Regions from separate parts of the Homo sapiens genome. Here all the other regions are linked to region 1. A link is a contact called in ENCODE Hi-C or POLR2A ChIA-PET data. All regions are on one chromosome and are shown on one strand. The core of a region is the stretch at or near the end of the contact, and the rest is flanking DNA. Distances in the headings are between cores, read along the strand shown.

What was found. Hi-C counts contacts between places; a loop is a spot of excess contacts on that map. ChIA-PET counts read pairs that join two places held with the same protein, here RNA polymerase II (POLR2A). Pooled maps may share reads with other maps.
Region 2: a loop to region 1 is called in a pooled map, with 7 times the contacts of the local background. The contact joins the enhancer-like site here to the promoter of DENND6A in region 1. A Hi-C loop is called at or near these places in 3 of 37 single-sample maps with no recorded cell type and 9 of 50 pooled maps. POLR2A ChIA-PET finds 5 or more read pairs at or near these places in 1 of 52 experiments (GM10248).
Region 3: a map of naive thymus-derived CD4-positive, alpha-beta T cell shows a loop between it and region 1 (17-fold over the local background). The contact joins the promoter of PDHB here to the promoter of DENND6A in region 1. A Hi-C loop is called at or near these places in 1 of 168 maps with a recorded cell type or tissue (naive thymus-derived CD4-positive, alpha-beta T cell), 2 of 37 single-sample maps with no recorded cell type and 9 of 50 pooled maps. POLR2A ChIA-PET finds 5 or more read pairs at or near these places in 1 of 52 experiments (naive thymus-derived CD8-positive, alpha-beta T cell).
Region 4: a loop to region 1 is called in a map of CD4-positive, alpha-beta T cell, with 6 times the contacts of the local background. The contact joins the promoter of ABHD6 here to the promoter of DENND6A in region 1. A Hi-C loop is called at or near these places in 3 of 168 maps with a recorded cell type or tissue (B cell, CD4-positive, alpha-beta T cell and naive thymus-derived CD4-positive, alpha-beta T cell) and 8 of 50 pooled maps.

The regions. Positions count from the first base shown.
Region 1 is chr3:57,691,383-57,694,664 of GRCh38, reverse strand. DENND6A (DENN domain containing 6A) reads left to right here and starts at 1,588. Exons shown (of 20, transcript NM_152678.3): 1 at 1,588-1,883. The coding sequence starts at 1,647. DENND6A-DT (DENND6A divergent transcript) reads right to left here and starts at 1,460. Exons shown (of 2, transcript NR_135550.1): 1 at 1,323-1,460; 2 at 1-849. RefSeq lists silencers at 1,589-1,688, 1,799-2,038 and an enhancer at 1,760-2,260.
Region 2 is chr3:56,917,605-56,920,886 of GRCh38, reverse strand. It overlaps a transcript of ARHGEF3 not described here. Among named protein-coding and RNA genes, the nearest start is that of ARHGEF3-AS1, 21 kb to the left of the region's middle. Within about 2 kb of position 1,591, at least 3 of the 41 ENCODE cell types and tissues checked have a DNase peak (open chromatin) inside an H3K27ac peak, as active enhancers do.
Region 3 is chr3:58,432,094-58,435,375 of GRCh38, reverse strand. PDHB (pyruvate dehydrogenase E1 subunit beta) reads left to right here and starts at 1,544. Exons shown (of 10, transcript NM_000925.4): 1 at 1,544-1,608; 2 at 1,692-1,745. The coding sequence starts at 1,567. It overlaps LOC107986092 (a long non-coding RNA gene), which reads right to left and starts at 1,781. Exons shown (of 4, transcript XR_007095933.1): 1 at 1,134-1,781. RefSeq lists enhancers at 1-526, 1,569-1,788 and a silencer at 1,269-1,508.
Region 4 is chr3:58,236,331-58,239,612 of GRCh38, reverse strand. ABHD6 (abhydrolase domain containing 6, acylglycerol lipase) reads right to left here and starts at 1,821. Exons shown (of 10, transcript NM_001320126.2): 1 at 1,697-1,821. RefSeq lists silencers at 1,580-2,069, 2,080-2,249 and an enhancer at 1,471-2,410.

The sequences.
Region 1 (3,282 bases), core at 339-2,838:
TTGGCCTCTAACTTAAGTGCTGTCCCTAAGTTCATTTTTGTCTAAAGGAAGTCTCCAGCAAACGTCACTACTGATGTCTGTGCATACTTGACCACCTCCTTGAAAACAGGGACGCTAACACTTGCTCCAAAAAAAAATTCTAAGAATGTTAAGAGGGCAGTATTTGTCAAATGGAATGGATTTCACTGGGCAGTGCAGCAAAATGCTTAAGTTCTGCCGTGTTTTTTGTTTTGCGTTGTTTTTTAGAGACACAGTCGCGCTCTGTTGCCCAGGCTGGAGTGCAATGGCTGTTCGCAGGCGCGATCATAGCGCGCTGCAGCCTGGAACTCCTGCTCAAGCGATCCTCCTTGAACTTAGCCGGCCTCAGCTTCCCAAGAACCTGGGACTACAGGCGTGACACCTCGCTGGTTTACTCATTTTTCTGTTGAGGTATTATTGTGTGTTTCCTACTTTTACTATGCTATTTATACTCAACATAGTAGGTGCTGAATAAATACTAGTTAGTATCCTGGCTGGTCCAATACTCAGTAAAAACTGATCTCAGAATACGAAGCTGCTTGAGACCAGGCCCTTGCCCCAGTGTTCAGAGATCCACAGGTTGCTGTGGAGGCCAATCTGCCCAACCTGGAGTTCCAGAAAGGTCTGGGGATGTGTGTTGAGTGAGTCACAGACAGCCAAACTAAGAAAGGAGGAGGTGGTAGGGTGGGGAGGCCTTGCTGGAGAAGGAACAGGTGAGTGAATGCACAGATCTCTGAATCAGCAAACTGAATGAGTGAACCGCAAGCCGATATCGGAGTTGTCATACTTGTTGGGCTAGTCATGTAACCTCCAGGACCTCCATTTCCTTATCTGTAAAAAGAAATAAATAGTCTACTTATTTGCGATTATGTGAAGATTCAATAAGGTAATATTTGTAAGTATTCGCACTTGTACTTGGCATATCAACTGGCACAAAGTAAGCGTTCAATGTTAGCCACCGTCACCATTATGCGTTCATATATTTTATTTTTATTTTTTTGAGACGGAATCTCGCTCTGTCGCCCAGGGTAGACAGAATACAGTGGCGCAATCTCAGCTAACTGTAACCTCCTGGGTTCAAGCGATTCTCCTGCCTCAGCCTCCTGAGTAGCTGGGATCACAGGCGCGCTCCACCACGCCTGGCTAATTTTTTCGTATTTTTAGTAGAGACGGGGTTTCACCATGTTGGTCAGGCTGGTCTCGAACTCCTGACCTGATGATCCGCCCGCATCGGCCTCCCAAAATGCTGTGATTACAGGTGTGAACCACCGCGCCCGGCCTACGCTTTCATAATTTAATAATACCTTATAATAATTATGAACTGTGTCATTCCACGAATAATTTATTCCCTGGTCGTTGACTGCGAACGAGGTTGACAAGGATTCATAAACAGCCATTTCAGTCCCAAAGAGCTTTTAGACAAGGAAGCCAGGACCGGCTTCACAATCCGAGACAAGCGGCAGCGTGACGTCCCCACGTCCGCTCCCAGGGTCACGTGACCCGCAGCCCCGCCCGGACTGAGTGGGTCCCCAGCGGCTGCGACAGCAGCGTCTGCGCCTGCGCGGAGGCAAGCGCGCTCTGCGGCGCGGTCCGCTGTGGAGGCGGCGCGAACGGTCAGGGGGCGGCCGATGGCTTTGAGGGGCCCTGCGGGCTTGGGGCCCGGCTCTCGAAGGCCGTTGGACGAAGCGGTGGCAGGGGCCGAGGGCCGCGAGGCGCCGGCCCTTGTGGCGGCGGGAGGCGCGCCAGAGGACGATGAAGAGGACGATGGCCGTGGCCGGGGCCTGCTGCGCTGGGACAGCTTCTCCGCCTGGCTGCACTGCGTGTGTGTGGTGGGCTTCGACCTGGAGCTGGGCCAGGCCGTGGAGGTGAGGCCCGGCCCCGCCCTTTCTCGGCGCTCCTCCCCTGCGCCGGGGCGGCTGCAGCAAAGCCAGCGGCCCGCGGGCTGACCGGCCAGGACCCTGTCCGCGGCGCATCCGGGCGTGGCCAGTCTCCCCTCCCGCGCTCTTTCGGGCTGCGGTCCTACGGCACTTCCCGTGGGAGGATCTTGGGCTGCGGCTAGGGGTGAAAAGTTCTCTCTAGGCCCCTCCTAAATACTTGTTGATGTTCATCCTGTTCTTTCTTTATTTCTTTTAAACGCAGAGTCACAGAATTAACTAAAAGGGTTAGTAGCACCCACCCGGAGAAGCCCGCAGGCAGGATGTTTGTTTGGTACTTTTTCAAGAACAATGCCCATAACAGATGATGAACTCTAGTAGCCGAACTTGCACAACCAAGTTTTAAGGCTCAGATTGTTTTAGTCATTTGCAGTAACTGTTTGAGCGTTTCCCTCAGCCTGAGTCGAAATGCTTATCTCAGCACGCATTTTCTCCCTTTCCTCCTTTTGTGCCTCATTTCTGTTTTTTTTTTTTTTTTTTTTTGAGACGGAGTTTTTGCTCTTGTTGCTCAGGCTGGAGTGCAATGGCGCGATCTTGGCTCACCGCAACCTCTGCCTCCCGGATTCAGGCAATTCTCCTGCCTCAGCCTCCCGAGTAGCTGGGGTTACAGGCATGCGACCATGCCCGGCTAATTTTGTATTTTTAATAGAGACGGGGTTTCTCCATTTTGGTAAGGCTGGTCTCGAACTCCCGACTCAGGTGGTCTGCCCGCCTAGGCCTTCCAAAGTGGTGGGATTACATGCGTGAGCCACCGTGCCCGGCCTCATTTCTGTTATTTTTTTTTATGTTGCCTCTGGAACAGTTGGTGTGAAACTACTGTCAAGATGAATATAGGGAACATCATTTGCTTGTCAATCAGTCAACTTTTCCATTCTTATGTATGGCCCCTTACCGAAAGGCTTTAGAAACATCTATTCTTGACGTTGTTGAAGGTCTTTTTAGCATAAGGAATTGCTTGCTTTCATGTGTCCAAGGAAATTGTTATCAGAAGGGCGTTTGTTTAGACGTTTTGGTTTTGGTTTTTTTTTTTTTTTTTTTTTTTTGGTATTGGTGACAGATTTCGATTTCATTAATACTGTAGTGGCCTGGTTGACTAAGAAAATTGGCTAGGGGTAGTTTTCTTAATGCGAAGCTACTGCTTTCGTATTCGGCCTGCCTTCTGGATGTTTTATTATAACACAGTTCAGCGACATTAAGTTTCCACTAAGAACCAGGCATTATGTTAGTTGTGGAGCATACAAATAGGATGTGCTCTAATCTGTATTTGTAGATTGAGGCAATAATTTAGAGGAGAACCAAGAATTAATCATAGTAGCTGATAAGGCCAAAT
Region 2 (3,282 bases), core at 342-2,841, 770 kb after region 1:
TAGAGACAGGGTTTCACCACGTTAGCCAGGATGATCTTGATCTCCTGACCTCGTGATCTGCCCGCCTCGGCCTCCCAAAGTGCTGGGATTACAGGCATGAGCCATCGTGCCCGGCCTTGGCCATGAGATTTTTTTACTACCTATTTTTAAATTCAGTTTGTGGAATTTTAAAATTTGAAGTATCAAATGGGGTATGTTTAAAGACCTTGAAATTCCCTTTCCAACTGTAAGATTTTGTGACATTTCTGGCTTGTTAAGTACAAATAAGAAAGACATTAAGGAACCAGGATAAAGTTCAAATGGAAAGAATCATCGTTGCTTGCCAACTTTTAATGAAGAAGTAATTCTGCTAAAATCTAAATATTTTATTTTATGTAAATGAAATTCTCACAACCCTGACGAGTATGTTCCTTATAATATCTTTGGTAAGGAAATTGCTTGGAACTTCTCAACAGAAAATACCCTCAGATATATCGAACAAGAACACAGGAAACATGGTTCTGGTTCTAGTGATACCATGACACTTTTGGTGACACCTTAGTTAGGTCCCAGTTTTGGTGCTAATCTCTTTAGAGCCCAACAAGAGGGGTTGTTACCAGTTTGGTTATTTAACCAGCTGTGGGAAAACAGGGTTCATCTTTGCATCGTAGGCACCCTATAGGTAGTTTCCTGTGTATAAATATATGATTCAACTCTATATACTGAAAGAAAAATACCATACCCTGAAAACCTATGCCCCCAGAATTTTGTAGGTTTTTTTCCCCCTTTTAACATTTCTCTCCAATCTATGTAGAATTTATGTTGGATGAGTATGAAGAAGGGCTTTAAAATGAGGCTTTTCATTCCAAGAGGCAAGTGAATTGTCCCATTGTTAGCGATCCTTCTCTAGTGGTTTGTGCTCTAATATGTCAGATTCTTGAATATCCCAGAGCAGGTTTCTCGCTGTGTCTTCTGAGGGCTGTATGCTTGTAGCAGGAGCTCTGAAGTAAGCTTGCTAGGCCCCACTCCTGACCAACCTCACCACCTCTAGGCCACGTGCCATGGGTAGGCGTACACCACCTTTTTGAGTCTCAGTTTTTTTAAATCTGCAAAAAGAAAGATAATAATAAGGCCTACTTTGGGACTGTTGTGAGGATCACGTGGGAAAATACATGGTAAGTGCTCATATTAAAACATAAAAAATCCTTAGTCGCTGTGGTTTCAGTAATTGTGGCTGTATGATATGTTAATATCCACACACAGGTGCACTTTCATCATGAGTTATCAACATTGGCAGAGGTAAGAGGAATGGACAATGAGAAGTGACATTTCAAGTGTATCTTTCGTATTTGCTAAATGTCCACAGGGCAGGTGGCTAAATGAGTTAATTTCCTTCCATACCATAGCATGCTCTGCAGTAAGAGGTCAAAAATGTGCGTGACAGGGAAAGATGCCCTGGATGTTAAATGAAAAAAGAAGCAAGTGGTAGAACAATGTTATCATTCTATTTTTGAAAAAAATAAGATGTTACACCCAGCAACTCGTGTTTTTAGACAGAAGGAAATGTCTGGAAGGATTACCACCAGAGGGTGCAAACTGGTGGCCCCTGGGCCAAATGTAGCCAGCAACTGTGTTATGTGGCCCATACAGTACTTCTTATGGTGATGAATAGTTGCCAGCATTTACAAATTGAGAGATTTTACATAAAACCCTGAATTTCAGGCTTCTATTGAAAAAATTAGAATGTCTGCTCACCCTGGATGATTAACCCCTTAGGAACCCGAAAAGCTGGAACTGACCTAAGACAAAAACTCTCAGTGGTGCCCCAGTGCCCACCTGGCCTTTTCTTTCAGGTACCTGACCCCTGCTCCTAAATCCTTTTGGGTTTATGAACCTCTGTCTACGTCTGGCTTTTTAACACCAGTGCATCCAGCAAATGGGATCGGGATAGAAAAAAAAGTAGGGCCTTTGGGAAGACTCACTTTTTACTTTATATACTTCTTTGTGGTTTGAATGTGTATACTTCTGTGTGGTTCGAATGTGTGACAGTGATGCTATGTTACTATTAAAATGTAAAAACCAATACATAAACATGTTTGAATACTTAGTAGTATCCTAGATGCCATAGAGAAGACTCCTGTTCCTTTTGATATCCCATTATAAAGCTCAAAATGAACGTGGACCTTGCGGATCAGAGCCTCTTACTATTGAAATTCTCCTCTTGAAGTGCCTTCTTCATGGACCCATTTCAATCCGGGAGTTCTTGCTTCTGGTCAGAGCAAGGGCATCAGAGGAGACGGCCGTGCCCTGTTTTTGCTTCCTTTTTGCAGGCTTGCATCCCTTTCCCCTGCCAGGGCATCTGTTGGCCCTCTCTCTGCCCCTCCCTGCTCCACTGCTACCTGCCCTGGAGCCCCTCAAGTTTCACCTCTTGCACGAAGTGCTGCAGCCCACGGGTTTCAGTTCTTCTTTCCCATTCAGTCAGCAGCCGGAAGTTAGGTTGAATCATTCTAGGATTTGTTCATGTGAATGTTTCCTTCCTCCTCTCCAAAGAAATAAAACGTACAATGCCCTGGTCGTCTCACATTTCCAGTGAATCCTTACTGGGGTGAGGCTGGCCTTGGCTGCTGGGACTCCTTGAAGTGGCTTGTCAGAAAATACTCCAAGAGAGGAATGGCTGGGTGATGGAGCCTCCCGCATTTCCCAGGGCACTGTCTTTCTTCATCGGCTGAATTGTCCCCAAAGCTAGCTAATCTCAAGTTGTTTACAGGCTTGTTCAAATTTAGGACCCTTCCTGTGTAGGAGGCTGGAACAAGACGCCTTAGGAATACCTGCCCTTACCCCTCCACCAGCCACCACTTAACCAGCTTGCTTTGTGGGGAGTCAGGCTTTAGGAAATAGGGAATCCCAAGGACAATCTGAAACCCACCTCTCAGTGGACACTGTCATTTGATCTGACACTCATTACCGAGTGCTTCCAGGTGCTAGCTCCATGGTGACCCAGATGCTTGCCTGAAAGGCGTAAGGCTTTTTACAGTGATTTCACTTCCTCCTTTCTCTAAGCAGGTGTGATTCCCTCACACTTTTTGAAGCAAGACCCAAGCCTGTCAGTTCAGCTTCCAGACCTATTAAAGTACTTGGTGTCTTCCAAAATACCCTGTAGTTCTGCACTGCCTTGCTGTTGAGTTTGCCAGTTCTTTTGCCTAGAACACCCATCAGAACGCTGCCCATGTGTCTCTGGCTCTGAGAACCCTTCTCAGACTTTGTCCCCATGAAAATGCATTTGCCAAGCTCACTTATTTCCTG
Region 3 (3,282 bases), core at 295-2,794, 740 kb before region 1:
CATTCCTATTGATTCTAGCCCAAATAGATCTCAAAACTGTCCCCCTCCTCTCCATCTGGAAGTTGCCTCCTAGTCTGCCTCTGTTGCTGCCACAGACTTCCCAGCATCCGCCTGTTCTGCCTTTGCCTCCACCCCCTCCCATTCCCAGTCAGCAACCTACTGGAAGTTGCAAATTCCTAATTTGGCAGCCTGCAGCTGTGATCCATAGAAGGGAATGTTTGGAATGTCTTGGGGATGGGTGGAGACTGGGTGCTCAATTGTCCCATCTGACCCCCAAGGGCCAAATTAAGACTAATGAGCTTCCAGAGGTTGTCCCTATGGCCAAGTGTTTGGCACCTCCCCATAAGGGAGGAGACCACCCCTCATATTGTCTTATGCCCAATTTCTGCCTCCAAAGAAAGAAAAAGTAAAAACTAAAAGGCAGAAATGAAATCCACAAACAGACAGCCTGGTGCCACACCCTGGGCCTGGTAAAGATCGACCCCGACCTAATCGGTTATGTTAACTATAGATTACAGACATTGTATAGAAAAGCACTGTGAAAATCCCTATCCTGTTCCAGTCTAATTACCGGTGCTTGCAGCCCCTAGTCACATACCCCCTGCTTGCTCAATCAATCATGACCCTCTCACGCACACCTCCTTAGAGCTGTGAGCCCTTAAAAGGGACAGGAATTGCCCATTCAGGGAGCTCGGCTCTTGAGACAAGAGTCTTGCCCATGCCCCTGGCCGAATAAACCCCTTCCTTCTTTAACTCGGTGTCTGAGGAGTTTCGTCTGCGGCTTGTCCTGCTACATCCATAGGGCCGCCCTTCTCTAAAGTTGTTGTAACCTTCCCCCAAGCAGGAATCCACTTCTGCTTTAGGAAGCAGTGGGAAAAAGACCATGCTTTAGAGTCAAGACAGTCCTAAATTAAAATATCGGCTCATTTAATCAATTTCTGCTTCAGTTTAACCGTCTTCAAAATGGAGATAATAATAACACTAATTACCCAAGTGGGGTACTGTGAGAATGAGCTATACAGCACATATCTCAATGCTTGGCTCACAGTAGGTGCTTAATGCAATCAATGAAAGCTATGATGTGCATTATAAGGAATCAACAGACAGCACTGTCCAGGGAAGACTAGACTCACTCATGAAGTGTTAAGTTCCCCATCAGTAGAGCGTGTGCAAGCACTTCTTGGTGCCCAAAGGATTCCAGCACCCACAACAGGTTGGCCTAACTCTTAAGGTCTCTCCAGCTTCCAGAGATCATGCTCCTCAGGGTCTGACTTCTAGTCCCCACGCTTCAAGTAACACCGACCAGGCACGTGTGCCCAGCGTGCACCCCGCCTGTCGGTCACCGCCTACTGTCAATAAAGTTGATTTGAGGCGGCTCCAGGCAGAGGGGCACGGCCACCCACACGCCACCTCAGCCCGGCCCCGCGGCCCCTCACCCGGTGGGCGGGTGGGCGGGTCACGCAGCCGGCGCGCCTTGCCATTGGCCCGCGCCGGTGGAGGCGGGGCCTGCTCACGTCTGCCGGCCCCTCTGTTGTCGTTTGGCAGCGGATAGAGGACACGACCAAGATGGCGGCGGTGTCTGGCTTGGTGCGGAGACCCCTTCGGGAGGTAGGCAGCAGCGCGCGGCCTGTATTCCCACGCGACCCCTGCCCACCCTGCGTCCCGCCGTCATCTTCCTCTCTCCCTGCCAGGTCTCCGGGCTGCTGAAGAGGCGCTTTCACTGGACCGCGCCGGCTGCGCTGCAGGTAACAGGCGCGGGTGCTCGTCGGACGAGGGCGGGGAGGGTCCCCCCTTCTCTCGGGAAGGAGGCCGGAGTCGCGCCTGCGCTGTGGCCTTCCGGCGCCGTGGGCCTTGGGTTTGCGGAGCCAGCATCCTCCGTGGAGCTCCTGCTGCCTCTGTCGCCGCCTGGCAATTAGCACACCGGCGAGTCACCACCTCACAGCTGGCTGGGCAATGGGGGAAAACTAAGACTAGGCGTTTCCTCCCTCACTCCATGTTTTTTTCTTTAAATTGCAGCAAAATAGACCTAACTTAAAATGTACTTTTTAGAAGTGTATAATTCAGTGGCATTAAGTACATTCACCATGTTGTACAACCATTAACCACCATCCATTTCCAGAACTTTTTAATCATCCCAAGCAGAAACTGTCCATTACTCGGTAACTCCTCATTTCCCTTCCCCAAACCCCTGGTAACCCCTGTTGTACTTTTCTGTCTTTATGAGGTTGCCTATTCTAGAACTTCTTATAAGTGGCATCATTTGTCCTTTTGTGTCTGGCTTATCTCAGCGTAATGTCCTCAAGGTTCATCCATGTTGTAGCATGCGTCAGAGTTTGATTCTTTCCTAAGGCTGAATAATATATATATGTATATTTTTTTGAGATAGTCTCCCTCTGTCACCCAGGTTGGAGTGCAGTGGCGCGATCTCAGCTCACTGCAACCTCCACCTCCTGGGCTCAAGGGATTCTCGCGCCTCACACTCCTGAGTAGCTGTGATTAGATGCCGGTGCCACCACACCGGGCTAATTTTTGTATTTTTAGTACAGACAGGGTCTCACCATATTGCCCAGGCTGGTCTTGAACTCCTGGCCTCAAGTGATCTGCCTGCCTTGGCCTCCCAAAGTGCTAGGATTACAGGCATGAGCCACCTCGCTCAGCCCGACATTTTCTTTTTTTTTTTTGAGACGGAGTTTTGCTCTTGCTGCCCAGGCTAGAGTGCAGTGGCACTATCTCAGCTCACTGCAATCTCTGCCTCCTGGGTTCAAGCAATTCTGCCTCAGCCTCCCGAGTAGCTGGGATTACAGGCACCCGCCACCACACCCGGCCAATTTTTGTATTTTTAGTAGAGAATGGGTTTCACCATGTTGGCCAGGGTGGTCTCGAACTCCTGACCTCAAGTGATCCACCTGCCTTGGCCTCCCAGAGTGCTGGAATTACAGGTGTGAGCCACCGTGCCTGGCCTTGTTTTGTCTATTGTGAGTAATGCTGCTGTGAACATTGATGTGCAAGTATATGCTTGAATCCCTGCTTTCAATTATTTGGGGCATATACATAGAAGTGGAATTGATGGATTGTATGTTAATTCTCCTCTCCTTCCTTTTTTTAACTAGATTTTACCATTCATTATATTAAAAGAGCAACTCCTACATTCTGGATGCAAAGTATTTGGCAGTACTTGGCACCTAGTGAGCACTCAGTACATTAACACATGCAAAGACCAACTATGTGTAATAGAAATGTTACTTTTAGAATTCTTTGAGTTTTTAGAGAGAAGCTTGTTCT
Region 4 (3,282 bases), core at 572-3,071, 540 kb before region 1:
GCACTTCTGTCTCTAACTACAAAGACAATGGATAATTTGGAGTTGACGAAAGCCACAGAATGTGTCGAAAAGGCAAAATAATAAAAATAATAAAAAGATGAAAATAGAGAAAGTCTCATAGGCCTTTCTGAGCACACAAAATGGTTAATTTCTGTAGAGTCAGTGTGAGCCATTTATTAATTATTTTTTTCCAGTAATTCAAGGTAGTGGTCAACTACCACTCTTCATAATAACAGCTGCTGCTTTCTGAGTGCTTAAAACATGCTGGGCCCTGTGCATTATTTTATCTAAATATTGCCACTACCCTTTAAAGTGGGTACTATTACCAGAAGCTGAGAGGCCCTTGCTGGTCTGAGAAAAACAAATTAGTGCTAGAAACACAGGTGATTAATTTCTGTTATTTCTAATTTCCTATATTATAACAATGTTCTTGATAAGAATTTGTTGAAATTGGGTAAAAAGTCTAGTGGTTCGAGGTCGGGTTGGGGGGGCGGTTGGGGGAAGGGGGTGGTTCTGAGGCCAGACTCACTTCGTGTCTTGGGAAGGTACCACCTCTGGAAGCCTCATATTCCTGCTCTCAGGAATGGGCACAGCGGTGGTACCTACCTCAAGGGGCTGTTGGGGAAAGTATGGCAGGTAATTCTTTTAAGGGGCTTAGGACAGGGCCTGGCACACAAGATTTGCTTATTCTATGTCAGCTATTATTCATTATAAACTACTTTAAACTCTTAGCCAGGTGGAGCCACTAGGGATTTCTGAGCAGGCGGGAGCAGCGGGGAGGGGGGCGGCGAGATAAATGAGGGCCTCCAGGTCCCAGCTGGAGTAAGACCCCCACTTTATTTCCTCTTCCTAACCACCCAGCTCCTGGGGCATACAAAGGGCTCAAAATACATATTCTCTGCATGCACAGTATCTAGACCCTCTGGCATCCTCCTCTTCCCCCACTCCCCCATGCCTCACTCTGTCACCTGGCCTCGCTGTGGGCTCAGGGGCGCAAACCCTGCACGTGCACTGCCCTGCAGCCGGCGTTACACAATCCGCATTTCTAAGGCAGCCGTGAAACCTGTGTCGCTGTAGGCGGGGGACCGCAAGTTGCCGGCGGGTACCTGGCTGGACAGCATCCTGATTCAAGTGTTTCGACACGGAAGGGGCGCAAGGGCACGGGAGCCGGGGCAGGCTGGGGAAAGGGAAGCTGAAAGGCTGCTGGGGGAGGGGAGTAGCGGAGCGAGATCTTGGGGACGGCGCGGAGGCGGCGCGTGACACGGAGCAAGATGCTATCTGGGTGGGCGAGCTGCAGTCCTTCTCCAGGAAATGGGGGAAACAGGGCTGCAGGACCCCAAAATCCTCTCGGCACTGCGAGGGGCGCCTAAGGGCTGCTGCGGGCGCAGGGGGTGGGGAGGCGAAGTAGAAAGAGGGTGCAGGTCCCGACCCGTCCTCACTCTGTCCCCCGGCTTCAAGAGGCTGGCTGGACCCAGGAAATGGGGCGCCGGGTTTCGGGCATCTCAAACCTATCCAGGCAGCGGGAGGTGGGGGCAGCGCCCGCGCGGGGAGCGGAGTGGAAAGGCAAGTGCAGATCGCCGACTCTTTCCACTCGATGCGCCGCTGCAGGGAGACACTGGGGGAGAGGTCACGGGGCCATCAGGGCGCCCCATCCCCCTAGGAGCGCACCACCGCCCGCCCGCCCGCCTCCGCTCACCTGACCAGCCTCAACCGCCTGGGTCCCGCCGCCGGGCCCGGACCCCGGCCCTCGGTCTCTAGCCCCGGGCTGGGACCTGCCGCCGGGCTCCTACCCGCGCCGCTCCCAGCTCCGGCGCCCAGCCCAGCTGGACTCCTTAAAGGCGCAGCGTGCCGGTTCGCGTCCTCCGACAGAAAAGCCGCCCCGCCCCGACCCGGCGCCGCGCGCTGTCCCCCAGCGGCCGCGCTCTGTTTGGGGGCTCCGGGGCGCTTATCCCCAGTTCCTCCGCGCGCTGCCTCACAGCGTTAAACCCGGAGGGTACAGTTAGCGTCTCGCACAACCCAACGCCGGCAACTGTCTCCTAGCACCCGAAAGCCACGGCGAGAGCAGGATCGCCTACAGAGGTACCGGGGGCGGAGCCCGAGCGCCCGGTCCCGCCCCCGCCCCCGCCCCCGCCCCCGCCCCGCCCCGCCCCGGAACGCACACGGTGGCGGGGCGCGGGGAGGGCCTCTGAGCCCGCAGAGCCACACACAGTTCCACATCCCCGGCCCGAATTCTTCCCGGCACTGTTTCACTTACTGAGCACCTACTGTGTGCCTGGCGCGGCTGGGCATTAAACCCGCCAAAGTGACTCAGGCAGGATCTCTGGATCTCTGCCCCGAAGGGCATCAGAGAGAAAGGGACAGGCAGGGGTTCTCAGGCAGCAAAGCAACACTGCTTGACATCGGTTGTCTCACGTAATCCTATGAGGTAGGCACTGGGGTCGACTTCTTTTCTCAGAAGACACCGAGGCTCAGGGAGGTGAGGGGCTTGCCCTGGATAGTCCAGGAAATGGGAGAAATGGGGGCGCAGGAGCCCCCAAATCCTCTGGACACTGCGAGGGCTCCACCCCAAGGAACACCGTAGGCGCTCATGCTCCCGCCCTGGCTCTCGGGTGTTTGGAGACAGTTGCCGGCGTCGGGTTGTGCGGGACGTCAGACTGTAAGGACTGAACTGGGAATTCCAACCGAGGATCGTCTGACTCCAAAGCTATACGGGAGAAATGGGCACCTGGAAAGGCCTTCGGCCACCTCTGGTTAAACCCCTGCTATGGTCGTTTCTTTCTTTTAGGGACAGTTAAACCCCAGCTTGGCCTGGCTACTCTTCCGTGTTTTCCATGTCTCAGTTTAGCTGCCACTTCCTCCAGGAAGCCTTCAGTAAGACCCCTTTGGGCTCACACTGCACTGTGGGCTTCTTTCATCAAAACATGTATTCGTTCATTTAACAGATATTTACTACACCTGTTAGGGGCCTTAGTGGCACCCAGATCTTCCTGCTGCACTGAGTGCTTGGCCTGCCACTCCAGACGTCAAGGGGCCAGGGCTCAGCAAGACTCTCTTGGCCGTTTAAATCCCCCACAAAGGCAGCCTTTGGGCCTCAGCCTGCCAAGGCCTCCACGCTGGTGGAGCCTGGCTGAGTGGTGCAGGTCCTGGGTTTTAAGAATAGGACACAGTCAAGAAGTCCCGGAGAAGTGGCAAAGGGGCATCTCTGAAGCCACTAGTGATCCCCATGCCTGTAAACCCTGCTCTGCAGGGCAGCTGGAATTCATCCGGAGTTTGGGACAGTCC